Regions from separate parts of the Mus musculus genome. Here region 1 is linked to region 2. A link is a loop called in an ENCODE intact Hi-C map of the cell type or tissue named here. Cell type or tissue: heart. All regions are shown on one strand. Each heading gives the region's core, and the rest is flanking DNA. Links, peaks and the distances in the headings are about the cores only. Region 1 holds the start of Hspa8 (heat shock protein 8). Region 2 overlaps Clmp (CXADR-like membrane protein).

Region 1 (8,328 bases), core at 220-8,219, 49 kb before region 2:
AAATGCAGTTGACATGTGAAAGTTGCATTAAAAGAGGGCAATAATAGATTAAAAGCTGCCGGGATCCTGGTGGCTGGACGTCAATATCCTTTATTCCCTGCCTTGCCCCCATTCTGCCCCCTCCGTGCACTATTAGCCCAAATCGATGGGCTGTCAGTTGACATCACCAGCTACAGCATTAATGCGAGCTCACAAAGGAAGCCCAGCCTTATATTATCACTTCTCTCTCTTCCAAATTACCACGTAATGCAGGCCGCGGGCTGCCTGTGACATGTTACCACTATACACGATTTGTTGGGATTGGACTAAACATTTCACAGCTATAGATTTCATCAGAGACTTGATGACAGAAATAAACCGCCATCCACGAGGAAATGACTGGAAATAATAGAATTAGGCATTGTTTGGGAATCCGGAGGGGCAACGGAGGGATGACAAAGTAGGAAGGAAAAAGAGCCCCACAGCTGGTAGCCTGCTGTGGGGAGCGGCTCCAGAGAAAGACTGCAGTTAAAAGACCTGACACTCCATCTCACTGAAGAACAGGAATTTGGATTTTGTCCTAGGGTTCCCTTTCTGGTTTTGCACACGAATTGGGAAGCTTCTTTCCCTTTGACAACCTGGAATGTGATGGCTGTGGGCTGTGGGCTGACCTGTCACTGAGTTCTAATCCCAGAACCTCCGAGAATGACTTTCCGTGCACAGCTGCCTGGGAAGCTAATGTTTAAGGTTGTGCTTCTAAAAGGCTAAATGTACACAGTGACAAGCAGCACAGTAGGGCAGCAGGTGACTGGAGAGTCAGAAGATTCCCTCCCTGACAAGCATGGCTCTCATCCAAATGTTGATTTCAGACTTTCAGTCTCTCCACTGGAGACAGTAAGTCTGTTGTTTTAAAGTACCTCTCTCTGTGTGTGTGTGTGTGTGTGTGTGTGTGTGTGTGTGTGTGTGTGTGTGTGTCGCTCTGTATGGGACCCTTAGGAAATAGTGTGCACTCATAGCTAATGATAGCCCATTTACGGAGCCCTTTCCCAAGTCAGCTGCAGGGCTAAATGGTTTGCACACACGGGCTCACTTCATTCTCCTGACGATCCTAAGGTCGAATATTGTAACCCCCACTTCTTAGGTAGTTCCTGAAACGTAATCTGCTCATCGTTGCACAACGTTAGAGGGCACTGCAGGTCTCTGGACAGAAACCCAAGAAATAGCAAAGCAACAAAGAGCTTCTGTTGAACTTCCCAAGCTACTTCCAATTGACATCATTGCTTGCAGCTGGCCGCCTTTCAAGTCTCAAGTCTCTAGTATTTCCTGAGAGTGGAAACTATTTGGTTTGAATTGAGCCCCAACGCATCAAAACATCAGATAGTCTCACCATTGCATTCTTCCTGCCTCTATCTCCTAAATGCTAGATTGCAGCCAGGAGGCATGTCTCCTACCCTTACGTACTTGTGAGAATACACTTTTACTTCTTCTATTCCTTCTCAATCTTCCCAACTACTCTAACAGTTCTCTCCCATTTGCTCTTCCCTGCCTACAGCAGCTTGGTGGAAAACGTTAAGACAGTCACAAAAGACCATGTGTTGTGCCTTCCTTGTCTCCAAAGTGTTCAGAATGGATAGCTAAGGGAGTGTGGGGCCAAAAAAACCACAGCAATAATGCTATAGGGTTTTCTTGACTAGATTGTTTTGCATCGTTCTTTGAATGTACACAAAGTATATCTACCACATCCCCAGAGCAAAGCAGATGGTATATGAATTGTTATAGCTCTCGTCTTAAGAGTCGGTTGCTAGAGCCAAGGCTGACCTTGAACTCAACTCACTATCCCATTACAGAGGACCCTGAACTTCTGATCCTTTCCTTTTCACCTCCCAAGTGCTACCATATCACACCAAGTTTGGTGTGGTGCCAAGACTGAATCCTGCTGGCCAAGCATTACCGCCTGAGCTGAGCCACAGTGCCCAGCAGCCTTGCCAAACATCAGCTCAGAAGAAAGACTCCTTGACCACTGTGTCTTTGTTCCACTCTTCTCACTCATAAGCACTAAACTTTACTCAAGCCAGACCCCACACCATTCCTGACCAGGCACTTGCTCATTCTACAATGCCATACTCAGGAATATGGATGTTTGACTTTGGGTTGGTCTATCACTAGCTTGCACTAACCATCTTGTGCAAGCCCAGGGTTAACTTCAAGCCCTTTGCGATGCTGCCAATAAGCAAAAGGCACCTGCTCCCATTTGACAAATGTTCTAGTGGGGTATGGTGGATCATGCTAATCCCAACACTCAGGAGGCAGAGGCAGAAGTTGGCAGAGTTTGAGGGCTAAAGAAAGCCTACCTTGGAGGAAAAAAAAAAAAAAAAAGCTCCAGTAGCTTTCCCAAGGACCCTGGCAGTTGCTTTATAATTAGCTACCACTGCCATCTGCTGGACAAAGACGTCAAGTCATTAAGCACAAGGAACACTTGTAAAATGTCTTCCCATGAAGAAAAGGGTTATTCCACCTATAAGCCTAGAGCCTTGAACTCAAATTACATTGAAATACTGTACTACTGTGGAGAACTTTTGCTGTGGCTCATAGCAAAAGCATTTCCCTTAGTTTAAAGGTCTGTTACTTGTGAAATATAGCACTAAAGATGCATTATAGTTAAATTTTAACTAAGACTGGCTTGGTAGTGATTGTCAGTACTTTCCAGGGAAACCTGAAACCAGCTTGAATAGCCAGGAAAAAGGTAAGTATTCTAATCCATGTAAAACGGATTTAGGATCCCTTCAAAACTGAAAGCAGTGGCTCACGCTTAACATCCTCTAGTTTTACTTATAACTTGACTTAATTCCAAGGCTTTTCCATAAACTTAGTTTTCACTTTTAGTACTACACAATTCTCAGCAAAATCAGTTTAACCATTTTGTGCAAGCCCAGGCATGACTTCCAAGTGTAGGGGGCAGGGGAACAGTTGTACTAGCAAGCCTACTGCCTGCCTTCAGTCCCCAAAATACACATTTGATCTATTCTAACCCCAGTTGTGCACCCACACTATCACTTAAAAAGGAAAACTGAAATGTTCTTATAACAGCAACCACCATGGGTTTCAGATGAACGCTGCACAGAAAAATTTCCTTGCAGTTGGTTGTCTGGACCTAAGTACCCTATCCTATTAAATTACATGTATCTCCCCAACTTTCAGTACAGTAGAATGGCAGTTTAATCCCAACATTAGGGAACTAGAAGAGCAGTCTCCTGCCAAGGCAAAACATCCAGTAGTATTAGAAATACCAAGTGCCAGAGGCTGCAGATGGACCTCACTCAGCATGACAGTACTCCCAGCAGATGAAAAAAGCAGGGTTTGTTTAGCCCTGGAACTCTGGTAGACCCGGCTGGCCTCAGGAATCTACCTCCCAAGTACTGGCATTAAAGGCGAGCCTTTATTCTCCCCTAATTATTAGTACTACATCAAGTTACTAGGCTTTGCTGCATGCAGACCTCTGAAACAAGGCTGGCCACTAGGTGGCAGTTTAACACTAGATTATACAAGCAAATGGACTTAGAAGGCCAAGTCCCCATCTGCACCCATAGATTTCATAGCTGAGAACCAGCACCCTGTGTTCATTTAGCTTGTCAAATGTTATCCAGGTTCAAGGTAAACCTGTAGCCTGGGGCTAGACCTGCTTACTGGCAGTGTTGGCTCTCCCAGCTTGAGAAGCACCTAAATCCTAGGCCAGCTAGAGACAAGACCGTCTCAACCTGTCCCTGTTTCTTACATTTAACTCAGTCAGGACAACTGTATGGTGCCAATTTAAATAGTTTTATTATTCCATGTTACTTGTTTTGGGTCCCTGTGGAACAAAGCTACACCTTCTTGGACTGACTTAATCCACCTCTTCAATGGTGGGGCCTGAAGAAGCACCACCAGATGGGGGAGCTCCTCCACCTGGGAAGCCACCAGGCATTCCCCCAGGCATGCCACCTGCACTCTGGTACAGCTTGGTAATGATAGGGTTGCAGACTTTCTCCAGTTCTTTCTGCTGATGCTCAAATTCTTCCTTCTCTGCAGTCTGAGAAAAAAGAAATCAAATTTATTAAAAGATCTCCAATTACTTTGGGGGGAGGAGACTGACAACTAAGCCTAAAGAACCCTTAGCTATTGAGTCACTCAGACATCCAAGGAAGGTAACTGCCAACACTGCCTTGCGTTCTGGTGGAAACCGCGAATGTTTGGACCATTCATCATCATTGTGACCCCTCTCAGCCCTTTTCTGAATGAACATCTACTTATTGGCAAAACACATACCTGGTTCTTATCCAGCCAGCTGATGATTTCATTGCACTTGTCAAGAATCTTCTGTTTGTCCTCATCATTGATCTTGCCTTGAAGTTTCTCATCTTCCACAGTTGCTTTCATGTTGAAGGCATAGGACTCCAGTGAGTTCTTGGAGGAAACCTTATCTCTCTGCTTCTCATCCTCAGCCTTGTACTTCTCAGCTTCTTGGACCATGCGCTCAATATCTTCCTTACTCAAGCGGCCTGATGATGAAAGTTACAAAATCATGAGCATGTCTCTTTAATGGTAAGAGCAAACCTTGTTCTTTCTATTCAGAAAGAAAGCAGCAGGTCCATACTTACCCTTGTCATTGGTGATGGTGATCTTGTTCTCCTTTCCTGTGCTCTTATCTACAGCAGAAACATTGAGGATGCCATTGGCATCGATGTCAAAAGTAACCTCAATCTGAGGGACCCCACGGGGTGCTGGAGGGATGCCTGTGAGCTCGAACTTTCCAAGCAGGTTGTTGTCCTTGGTCATGGCCCTTTCACCTTCATACACCTAGAAGAGACAATAAAAATTAAGACATCCAATTTTAGAAACTACTGCTCGTGTGGCTTAAGCTCAAATTTGGGGAAGATAAGTTCGCTCAGACATCCAAGGAAGGAACTAGCCAACACAGCATTTCTGGTGGAAACTACGAATGGTTTTGGAATCCATCATCACAGCGAGGAACTTCCCTGGGCTTTCTATACAAGCTACAAAATTCTAGGGACAACATACCTGAATGAGTACACCAGGCTGGTTGTCAGAGTAGGTGGTGAAAGTCTGTGTCTGCTTGGTGGGGATGGTGGTATTGCGCTTGATGAGGACAGTCATGACTCCGCCAGCAGTTTCAATACCAAGGGAAAGAGGAGTGACATCCAAGAGCAGCAAATCCTGAACGTTCTCAGACTTGTCTCCAGATAGAATGGCTGCCTGGACAGCTATAAAAAGAAAAAAAATGTTAGAAACAACGCACTGTAACTGCAGTCTACTCAACATATGTATGTTTCATTCGCTCAGACATCCAAGGAAGGAACTAGCCAACACAGTACTTCTGGTGGAAACTACGAATGGTTTTGGAATCCATCATCACAGCGAATCTTACAGGACTTGTTGAGATTATAAAGACTATAAAGGCTGTATGTATTTACCTGCACCATAGGCAACAGCTTCATCGGGGTTAATGCTCTTGTTCAGCTCTTTTCCATTGAAGAAGTCTTGCAGAAGTTTCTGAATCTTGGGGATTCTGGTAGAACCACCCACCAAGACAATATCATGGATCTGTGACTTGTCCAGCTTGGCATCTCGAAGGGCCTTCTCTACAGGGTCCAGTGTGCCACGGAACAGGTCAGCATTCAACTCCTCAAATCGAGCCCGGGTAATGGAGGTATAGAAGTCAATTCCCTCATAGAGAGAATCAATCTCAATACTGGCCTGGGTGCTGGAGGAGAGGGTGCGCTTGGCCCGCTCGCAGGCCGTGCGGAGACGGCGGACAGCTCTCTTGTTCTCACTGATGTCTTTCTTGTGCTTTCGCTTGAACTCAGCAATGAAATGATTGACCATTCGGTTGTCAAAATCTTCTCCACCTAAGTGGGTGTCTCCAGCTGTTGATTTGACCTCAAAAATTCCATCCTCAATAGTGAGGATTGACACATCAAAAGTGCCACCTCCCAAGTCAAAAATGAGCACATTCCTTTCAGCTCCGACCTGTCAAATAAGACATTCTTAGCTCAGGCCTGTTTCTGGCAAGTTAACCCTAACAAAGTTGTACTTGATTTGAAATGCCTACCTTCTTATCTAAGCCGTAAGCAATAGCAGCAGCAGTTGGTTCATTGATGATTCGAAGTACATTGAGGCCAGCAATAGTTCCAGCATCTTTTGTTGCCTGTCGCTGAGAGTCATTGAAGTAAGCGGGCACTGTGACCACAGCGTTGGTAACGGTCTAAAAAACAATGAATTGCACAATTGTTTGGTTGGCAAATTCCCGATCAGAATGTGTGAATTAAACATAAAGGTAACACCCATCTCAAATGGCACCTGTTAAAAAAAAAACCCACCTTTCCGAGGTACGCTTCTGCAATTTCCTTCATCTTTGTCAGAACCATGGAGGACACTTCCTCTGGGTAGAAACTTTTTGTCTCCCCTTTGTATTCCACTTGGACCTTGGGCCTGCCTGCATCATTCACCACCATGAAGGGCCAGTGCTTCATATCAGACTGAACAACAGCATCATCAAACCTACGCCCGATCAGACGTTTGGCATCTGTAAAATATTAAACATACCTCATCACACTCCTTAGTGCCTATCACTGCAAAAAAAAAAAAAACCAAAAAAACAGAAAACAAAAACCTGCAGCACCCATCTAGATGGACGTAATCTCTAGTGCAGGAAGCCAAGGCCCATATTTAAAATCTTGTGGCCTTATATTGTCATATTTAAACAGTTGCAATCTCAGGCTGCAGTTATTAAGGCAGATCTGTTTCTACATTCCAAATGCCCTGCCCCCCAGCCCTTTTACTCATGCTAGTGGCACAAAGATGCTGGCGACTTACCAAAAACTGTGTTGGTGGGGTTCATTGCAACCTGATTCTTGGCCGCATCCCCAATTAATCTCTCTGTGTCCGTGAAAGCAACATAGCTTGGCGTGGTGCGGTTACCCTGGTCATTGGCAATAATTTCCACCTTTCCATGCTGGAAGACACCCACACAGGAGTAGGTGGTGCCGAGATCAATGCCAACTGCAGGTCCCTTAGACATGGTTGCTATTAGAAAAAAAAAGGAGGGGGGCTAAGCACTCGCTTTCCGGCTTTTATCCAGTCCGCAGTGGGTCTGGACTTGGTGACCCAGACCTATCACCTGAAGCCACGCGGCAGGCTCGTGGCAGCAGTGCTGCAGTATAGGTGGTCTGTGCCAAGCCTGGCACAGCCCGCCCAAGGCTCAAGGAACCATCTGTCCTAAAGGTCTGCGACAATGGTGGAGCACGTGGCCACCTCCGAGCGCCCCCCGAACCCCCCCCACCCGGACCGCGCACCGCGGGAGCCAGGATCCCCCTTTCCCACCTCGGGGGGCCCTGCCCTGTGGGCGCCGGGCAGAAGCCTTATATTTGAAGTCACAGACAGGATAAAAAGACCAGGGCGCCTGTGGCTCCCCTCCCCCGCCACGCGGAGCCACAAGGCCATGGCGGCGCCGCCCTGACTCAGCCCATCCTCCGGATCTGCTGCAGTCTCTGTCCCTGGTGGTGACGGCCTGAGCTGCAGCCGCCGCCTAAGAGACTCCCCGGGACTCCTGCACCACCCCGGACCCCCGCAAACCCCCGAGTCCCATGCCTCACCTTGTGTGTAGGCCCAGCTGCGCTGACGACGAGACCACACAAATGCCAGGCAGCTGCCTCCGCGTTCAATGAGACCGGTTTCCGCCCGCTTCCCTCTCTCTTATACCCTGTCTTAGAACCTTCCAGAAGGGTGCCGCCCCATCCCGCTGCCGATCATAGCTTCTTAGCCAATGGACGACCAGCCCTTGCCGACTGCACTAATGAAGAGCCAGAACGCTCGCCTAGGTCCCGCCTTCTCCCCGCCCCGCCTCGCGATGACGCACGACCGCGGCGTTCTGGAACTTTCACGCTCGCCCCCGCTCTGGGAACGGCCCGGGGGGAGCGGAGAAGGCGGGGCGCCGGGAGCCCGCGCGCGGGAGTCCTCTGTCACTCAGAGCTGCTGGGGGAGGGGAGAGGGTCGCCGGCGAGTGCGCGTGCGCGACCCGGCAGCGCAGGCGGGAGGGGGCGGAAGGATGCCCTGGGAGGAAGGCGGGTACCTCCGCGACGGACCAATGAGAGCAGCGTTCGGCCGGATCCCTACCTCTTGGGACCCCGGGCTGCCTGAGAGAAGAGCCTGAGGGAGGGGGAGTCCGGGAAGAGAAGACGGAAGTGGGGCGAGGACAAAATGGCTGCGAAGGTTGTTGCGCCCCTCCCCCACACGACCCTCGGTCCTTCTCCCTGAGCCCGGCGGTTTCCCGGCCTCGGGCTTGGTCCACCCCAG
Region 2 (8,328 bases), core at 136-8,135:
ACCCTGTCTCTGAATAAAAAGTGAAGAGTGAGCCAGGCCGTGGTGGTGCATAATCTAATTCTCAGGAGGCAGAAACAGGCTTATCTCTGTGAGTTTGAGACCACCCCGGTCTACAAAGTAAGTTCCCAGACAACCAGGGTCACACAGTGAGACCCTGTCTCAAAAATACTAAATATGGAAGAAAAAAAAAAAGGCAAGAAGCCTGTGGATTTAGCTTAGTGGGAGGGTGTTTATTTAGCTTGTGAGAAGATCTAGGCTCAGTTTTGTTTTCTTTTTTTTCCGAGACAGGGTTTCTCTGTATAGCCCTAGCTGTCCTGGAACTCACTCTGTAGACCAGGCTGGCCTCGAACTCAGAAATTTGCCTGCCTCTGCCTCCCAAGTGCTGGGATTAAAGGCGTGCGCCACCACTGCCAGGCAATAGGTTCAGTCCTTAGCACTCAATAACAACATAAAACAAATGATATAAGTCAACAGCTCCTTTTTGTTTTTCATTTTTTGTTTATTTCTTGAGGCTTCTCTCTCTGTCTCTGTCTCTCTGTCTGTCTCTGTCTCTCTCTCTCTCTCTCTCTGTGTGTGGTCCTGGCTGTCCTGGATCTCACTCTATAGGCCAGGCTGGCCTTAAACTCAGTATCTGCCTGCCTCTGCCTCCGGAGTGCTGGGATTAAAGGAATGTGCCACCACTGCCCAGTCACAACCATGTCTTTCATCTGTCTACTAGCAGCAGCTTCTGGAAGGATGGCACTCACGGAATCTCTGCATCAACACAGGCAGCTCTAGTGCCTGAAGTTACAAAGTTTCAAAGGCCCTGACGCTCAGGAGAGCCTTCTTATTTTCAAATGAGCTGCTCTAACCACAGAATGATTTTCCGCTTTCTAGCGGCGTGCATTTCGGAGAATGAAAACATGACAAACACCATTGTACTATAAAGGGAAATTATTCATGCTAGGAGAATTATGTAAATCTAGAGAAGTTCATGGGCATCTAATTACAGGGTTCAGGACAGTCTTCCAAGGGCTTGGTAAATATTAGAAATGTTGTATGGAAATCATCTGTCTAGGAGAGGGTAGCACTTCAAGGTTCTAAAAGAAAGGAAACTGCTGGTATCGCTGAGTGCCTTGCTGGTCATGCTGGAACACATCTATAAGCCCAGCTACTTGGGAGGCTGAGCCTAGATGGTCACTTGAACTTGAGCATGACAGTCAGACCCTGTCTTTAAAATAGAGAAAACAAAGGTCAACTCTAACGTCCATGTGCCCCTAATCCCATCACTTGGAGTCTAAGGTAGGAGAATCAAAAGTTTGGGGCCACCCGGGGTAAAAAAAAAAAAAAAATTAAAAAGATGGGGTCAGGGGCTGGTGAGATGACTCAGTGGGTAAGAGCACTGACTGCTCTTCTGACGGTCCTGAGTTCAAATCCCAGCAACCACATGGTGGCTCACAACCACCCATAATGAGACCTGATGCCCTCTTCTGGTGCATCTGAAGACAGCTACAGTGTACTTATATATAATAATAAATAAATCTTAAAAAAAAAAAAAAAAGATGGGGTCAGAGAGTTGGTTCAGCAGTTAAGAGCACTGGCTGTTCTTCCAAACCAGGATTCTTGCCTCTCTTATCACGTGTACCCCAGATGTCAAGTTCTTTTAGAACAAATGTGGTGCAAAGTGCAAGGCTGTGAAATGCAACACACGTGTTACACTTATATTTGAACAAATGTGTATGTGCCGAGCTTATGTGGTGCAACCAATATAGAAATAACTTTTAAAAAAAGATTTATTATATCTAAGTACACTGTAGCTGTCTTCAGACACACCAGAAGAAGGCATCCAATCCCATTACAGATGGTTGTGAGTCACCATGTGGTTGCTGGGAATTGAACTCAGGACCTCCAGAAGAGCAGTCAGTGCTCTTAACTGCTGAGTCATCTCTCCAGCCCAAAATCATACTTTCAAAATCATACTTTTACTGCCTATGTGAGAAGATTTCCTGTAAACTAACATAGTTTTGCTTTTGGTTTTTGCTTTTGTGAGTCTGAATACATAGCAGATAGCCAGTCAGCATTTAGACCTATTTTACTGTTGAGTGAACCTTGGCACAGGGGAGGAACATCGTGAGATGAGGTCCGGTTAAATCATTTAGAGTGGAAATGCTCTATAACATTGCCGGTTCTCCTTCAGCCCACATGGCAGCCCTCAGGAAAGCGGAGAAACTGACTGCACTGTACTGTGTTGGGCTTGGCCGAGGATGCGCTAGCTTTCATTCGCCGCTGAAACCCGCAGAGTTGTCTTAGCTTCGTGCAAAGCTCAAGAACTGTACACCACCCTCGTGCATCCAGGAGGCCCTTGCTATATGCAGAATAAACAAATGCAAAGGCTCTGCTGTGAGACTTGCTGAGGGAGGCCACTAGAGGGAAACAAAGGCCCAGATTTGGACGATGTCCCCAGAGGGCCGGAACAAGGTGGTGGGCGGTGTACACTGCGCTCTCTAGCTTCTATTTATAACACATCCAGAATTAAATACAGCAGCGCCAGGAGGGTGCCTTCGTGAATACAAACGACTTCAGCGAGGCAGGGAGTGTCAACCAGAGCCTACGGATCTGCCTATTTTCTTGAACCTTAAGTCCCCGTCCTCCCTCCTCCCGACCCCCCCCCACCTCCTCCCCACCATCCTCCCCCCTCCCCCCAACTCCAAGATGCTACCAGATTTCTGGGATTTTTTTTTTTTTTGGTCATCTTAAGAAATAATTTTTACCATATGTTGAATCTACAGTTTGAGCTGGCAGGGCCCTCGGTAGTGTTTGTGGGAACTGCTTAGCATGTGCCTGCCATCTGGTGGGTGAGAGGGAATGGGCAGGTCCAGCCACCCTCTGGCTGCTAGCATAGGATTTCCTGGGCAACAGGGATCAACCTTAGGGCGAAGAAACCCTTACAGTCGGTATAACTTAGGAGGAGATCACAGCCTGGCCAAGCTAGTGAGTCGCAGGGGTTCAGGGAAGGGAAGAATTTTTGAAATTTTTGCTGCAGTATTTATCGATAGGAAGCGGGGTTTGGAAAGAGGCTTCTTGTGTATATGCAAAACGCCTTCCTGGAAGCCTTGGGCTTTCCCTAGTGGGGATTTCACGGGCAACTCAGACACTTAACAAGGTGCTAGTGGGAACCTCTCAGCCTTAGCGTTATCAACAGCCACTCCCCCACCCCCATCCCCCGGCCTGGGGTCAGCTGCCCTGGAAACCGCTCCCTCCGTGCTCCTCCATGGTAAGGTGGGACTAATTCTTCGTGTACTTGCTGCTTAAGATTAGCTTAAGATTTTGCGCTCTAAAACCTTGGGTCTCATTGGACTCCTTTGATCATTCCAGACTTTTTTTCAAAAAGACCAGGCAAGAAGGAGTTTTAACAAAAAACATATTCATATCCCCCGCCCCTCTCATAAGGGATAGTGGGCTGGGCCGTGACCAAAGAACAACCTCTAACCTCTCTTCTTCCTAAATAAGACTTTACTACTTTCCCAAAGCTCATTGAATGCCCAAGGCGGACAACTTGTCCCTAGTCACCCATGTTTGCTCTTCCTGAAAGGTTACCCCATGAGTACAGGCTCCCTACATGTTCCCAAGCTCCGAGTAATGAACTAAGGAAATGACCCCTGAATGTATAGTCAAAGCAGGCTCTAGGCAAGGCCGCAGCTCTTGGTGTAGGAGTTATCATCCAAGTAATTTACCAGCCTGTGTAGATCAGAGTTTACAAAGTTAGAGCATCCCATGGCAGGGATCGAAAGTCTGGTCTTTCACATTGTGCAGTATACAGTACAGTGCCCTCTAGTGGGCGACACAGATGTAGCCTCCCTTTCTTCCATTGAGTGAGAACATTTTTCAATGGTTAGGGGACATTTAGTATTCACTAACCTTGAGTGGGAGGAGTTTCCCCATATTTTGCTTTACCCAGAATGCTCCAGTAAGCCTCAGGAGAATGGATGCATCGGATATACGTAAGAAAGTAAGGTATTAGAAAGTAAAGTCATTCGGATATTTGCAAGCCTGAAGCAGGGAAAAAGCTGTGAATACTGTGACTTCAAAGTTAGCCTGGGCTACACTGACTTATCCTGTCTAAAAGCAAAACACAGAGAATGAACAAAAACAAAGGGAAAAGCCGTATTTCATTGTATAGATCAAGAATTAAGACACGGGCTGGTGAGATGGCTCTGAGTTCAAATCCCAACAACCACATGGTCGCTCACAACTATCTGTAATGGGGTCAGGTCCCCTCTTCTGGCTTGCAGGCATACATGTATACATAATAAATAAATCTTTAAAAAAATTAAGACACACAGTGACTCAAGCCAAGTTGTAGAGTCCTGTGGGGTGTGGGGGTGTATGTGTATGCATGAGTGAGGCATTCACACTTTCTGGAACACTGTATACATTTCATGAGGCACCATGGACCCGGATTTAGACAGTCTCCTGACCTCTCTCAGCCTTTTCTTCTCTGCTTGTTTTTGTTTTTTGTTTGTTTATTTGTAGACAGGGTTTCTCTGTGAAGTTCTGCCTGTCCTGGAACTTGCTTTGAAGACCAAGGATCTCGGACTCTGAGATCCGCCTGTCTCTGCCTCCTGAGTGCTGGGATTAAAGACATGCACCACTACCCCCACTCCCAACACGCCTTTTCTTCTCTGTAAAACGAAGAAAGGTTGTTGGAAGGATTGTACATGGCCTGGGTAAAAGATCTAACAAGGCACCCACTCAACAAACGGTGGTTATTATTAACGACAGTCACACTGTGTTGTAAAAGACAAAGAGAAACAGGCACAAGGAGGCAAACCAGGATTGTGAGGTGTTCTGGGGAGTCAGGCATGCTGTGGCTGCAGATTGGAGGGAAGGGAGAACACACCAGGTGGAGGGAGCATCTGGAGCTGGGGGAGCACCTGGAGCTGGGGGAGCATCTGGAGCTGGGGGAGCACCTGGAGCTGGGGGAGCATCTGGAGCTGGGGGAACACCTGGAGCTGGGGGAGCACCTGGAGCTGGGGGAGCACCTGGAGCTGGGGGAGCATCTGGAGCTGGGGGAGCACCTGGAGCTGGGGGAGCACCTGGAGCTGAGGGAGAACGTGGCCTCTCTTGCCAGCTTCACTGACAGCTAGTGAGGTTCCTTTTCTACCCAGCATATGTTTCCTTCTAAGCCTTGGACCCAGCCCATTCCGGGATCTCCATATGAAGGTCTTCAGAGGAGAGAAAAAAACTACATAGGCTATGTGTTGCTAACCACCAGACCAGACCTATTTCAGCGACTTCTTTAATGCAAACATATTTGGTATTTAGACAAAGCCAAAAGCTAAAGGAATGAGGCCAGCGGAATTTCAAACATCTGGAAACTGGGATGGTGTCCCCCTGAGAGGACATTTGTTCCAGGAGTCTCTGAAATAGTGGGGTGGCCACAAGGACTAGGCTTTAGTCAGGAGATGGGTCGCAGGGATTTAGCTCCACACCCTAGGCTGGGTTTTAAGTAAACGATAGGAAGAAGAAAAGAAAGGAGGGGTTGGGGATAAGGAGAAGGTGACAGGAAGATGGTGAAGGGGACAAAAAGAGGAAAGGAGGAGAGGGAGAGGGGAATAATAGAATATGAGTAATGAGAGCCCAGTATTGACGGAAACAATAATGGGGATAGGTTTTTGTTATTGTTGTTGTTGTTTTGTTTTGTTTTTTGTTTTTGGTTTTGGTTTTTCAAGACAAGGTTTCTCTGTGTAGCCCTGGCTGTCCTGGAACTCACTTTGTAGAGCAGGCTGGCCTCGGACTCAGAAATCCGCCTGCCTCTGCCTCCCAAGTGCTGGGATTAAGGGCGTGCGCCACCACACCTGGCTTTGGGGATAGGTTTTTCCTCTGTGATTTGTTACTGTAGGGCTGAGGCTCAAAGCCCTGGGCCTTGTACATGTTGGGCAAATACTTAACCACGGAACTACATCCCTAGCCCTAAGTATTAGGATTTAGGTAAAATATTAGGTCTTAGGTGGAATGTTATGGCCTAGATAAAATGTTAAGGCCTGGGTAACTGTTACCTGGCTAGCCTGCCTTTATAAGGAAATTTTCTCATATGTTTCTGCTGTTACTAAGAAACCCTCTAATGCCAAGATTGAGTACATATTCTGTTACGTTCTGAGCCCTTGGAAACCGATCCTGATAGAAGACAGTAGAACTGTTTTGTATCGTTACCTGTAATAAGCTTGGACCTGAACCAACTCCCCAACAGCTCTTCCTGCAGCTGTGTATAAGCTTTTATGATATAAGCTGCCCCTAGGATGGACCCCAATATAAGAGAGACACCTGCACTAATTTAAGAAATTATTTGGAGTAAGATTTTCATTTTGAGTAGTGGTCGAGTAAAGTTTAAATTCTCAAGACTTCCCTGGGAACTGACATCCTACTTGGCAGAAAGAGACATGTATGTGGGTAACTGCCATCCTGGTTGGCAAGTTAATTACATGAATGTTAGACAAGTCCCATCCTGGTAGACAAGTTAAAATATGAATGTTAGACAAGGCAAGCCCCGCCCTTGATTCATGTCAAGTTAGGACATGAATATTAGACAAGGCAAGTCCCCTGCCACAGTTCAATACCCAACCAATGGAAACAGGATAAACATACAACTAAGACAAGTTCCTTAGGAAATCCCCTATCCCTAAATCCTGATTGGTGAAATAACTTGGCATAGATATTTGTGGATTTGGGGCTTAAAAAACCCTATAGAATCCTAACTCAGTGTCATGGTTCAATTCCCGAATTTGGGGTGTATGCCCAGTAAACTATCCCTTTCTGACTGTCACTGTATGGTTTGTGAGGTGATTCCTGCACCCCAGCACTTAAGTTTTCAGATGAAACAAAGGCTGATCAAAGCCAAAGCTCATGTCAGGTGTGGCAGTGGCCACCTTTAATCCCAGCATTGGAGGCAGAGACAGGTGGATCTCTGAGTTTGAAGGTAGCCTTGCCTATACAATGAATTCCAGGTCAATTAAGGCTACACAGTGAATGTATGTCTCAAAAAGGGAGGAAAGAAAGAAGGGATGAGGACTCACCCTTTCCCCGCTCTGTGACAGGCTGGCTATTATGTGATTTAATGTGGCTGCCCACATTAAGAACTTCCAGTGTTCTCTTTACTTACCAAGTGCAGATGGCACTAGGAATACAAAGACGTGGGCCTCATGTCCCCTATGGCCCTCAGACAGCTGATGGTTAATGATACCTTCAATTTTTTTTTTTTTTTTGGTTTTTCGAGACAGGATTTCTCTGTATAGCTCTGGCTGTCCTGGAACTCACTTTGTAGACCAGGCTGGCCTTGAACTCAGAAATCTGCCTGCCTCTGCCTCCTGAGTGCTGGGATTAAAGGCATGCGCCACCACGCCTGGCTACCTTCAATTACTTTAACAGTTAACTAACTCAGCTCCTTCCAAAGCCTCGTCCCAAGTGAGGCCAGTGACTACAGAGTGAACTGATGCTATCCGTTCTGTTTAGCAAAAACTGAAGCCATGTGGTTTATAGGAAGCACCATGGAGATAGCTCCCGTCTGGTCACCCTCCCCGCACCCCAGTACAGTGGGAAACAGATCATTTCTATTAACTATGTATGCACCAAGCTAGGTAGACAAGTTAATCTCATTGGGCACTCTGGAGGTAGATACATAATTGTCTTGCCAGCTGGGAGTCTGAGCCAAACAGAAAGAGAACTTTGATAGAGATATGTTGGGAGTTACATCCAGACACAAGTACAGGGTCGGAACCTGGAATCAAATAAGAGTTTAATGGACCACTGGTTGATATGACTGTGAATTTAAGCGCAAGGCTGCACTCCTGGCAGTATGATGTTGCAGACACAGGAGTGACAGCCCACTGCATTTTATAGGAGCCAAGCCGTTACATTAAGCACAGCTATGTGCAGTGCTAGGCATTAAAAGCTGGATGAGGCTTTGATGGAAAAAACAATAGAAATTTGCTGTCAGAGGATTGTAAGCAGGAAGTGATGAAGTTGGAGAGTCATGTCTAAAGTACAGTTAGCACAATTATAGGTGAAAGTCAGCAGGACAGAATACTACAGGGCAGTCTAACATCTGTCTTCCCAAATATTTAAAAGATGGCAAAAGAGCCAGGCTTGGAGGCCCAGGCCTGTAATCCCAGTGACAAGGGGAGCTGAAGTAGGAAGCTCACACTGTCAAGGTTTGCTTGGACTAATAGTGTGACCACAAGACCAGCAAGTTACTGGGCAATTCAGTGAAATTCCATGTCAAAATAAAGAGTGAAAAGATGGCTGAGGCTAGACCTCAGTTGTAGGTCCCTTGGACAGCATGCATAATCCTTC

The links. A loop is a pair of places that touch in the nucleus more often than their neighbours do. Peaks named below come from ENCODE experiments on the same cell type or tissue, not always from the same donor. Only the 100,000 strongest peaks of a DNase experiment are listed, where the experiment ranks them.
Region 1: it touches region 2 in a loop (6-fold over the local background); 21 of 42 quality-filtered maps call a loop at or near these places.

The regions. Positions count from the first base shown.
Region 1 is chr9:40,800,649-40,808,976 of GRCm38, reverse strand. Hspa8 (heat shock protein 8) reads right to left here and starts at 7,701. Exons shown (of 9, transcript NM_031165.5): 1 at 7,629-7,701; 2 at 6,850-7,059; 3 at 6,354-6,559; 4 at 6,086-6,238; 5 at 5,448-6,003; 6 at 5,035-5,237; 7 at 4,614-4,812; 8 at 4,282-4,514; 9 at 3,775-4,045. The coding sequence starts at 7,054. The coding sequence ends at 3,860. It overlaps Snord14c (small nucleolar RNA, C/D box 14C), which reads right to left and starts at 5,394; the gene lies at 5,308-5,394. Snord14d (small nucleolar RNA, C/D box 14D) reads right to left here and starts at 4,982; the gene lies at 4,896-4,982. Snord14e (small nucleolar RNA, C/D box 14E) reads right to left here and starts at 4,229; the gene lies at 4,139-4,229. In heart, for the core only: CTCF peaks have their summits at 1,154, 2,437 (motif pointing left), 3,486 (motif pointing right) and 7,539; DNase peaks (open chromatin) are centred at 3,486, 6,886, 7,016, 7,956 and 1 weaker place; H3K4me3 peaks cover 3,754 bases; H3K27ac peaks cover 1,704 bases.
Region 2 is chr9:40,752,018-40,760,345 of GRCm38, reverse strand. The region is part of intron 1 of Clmp (CXADR-like membrane protein); the gene reads right to left. Among named protein-coding and RNA genes, the nearest start is that of Hspa8, 45 kb to the left of the region's middle. In heart, for the core only: CTCF peaks have their summits at 2,403 (motif pointing right), 2,865 (motif pointing left) and 3,813 (motif pointing left); DNase peaks (open chromatin) are centred at 2,455, 2,845, 3,155 and 3,785; H3K4me3 peaks cover 1,710 bases; H3K27ac peaks cover 1,753 bases.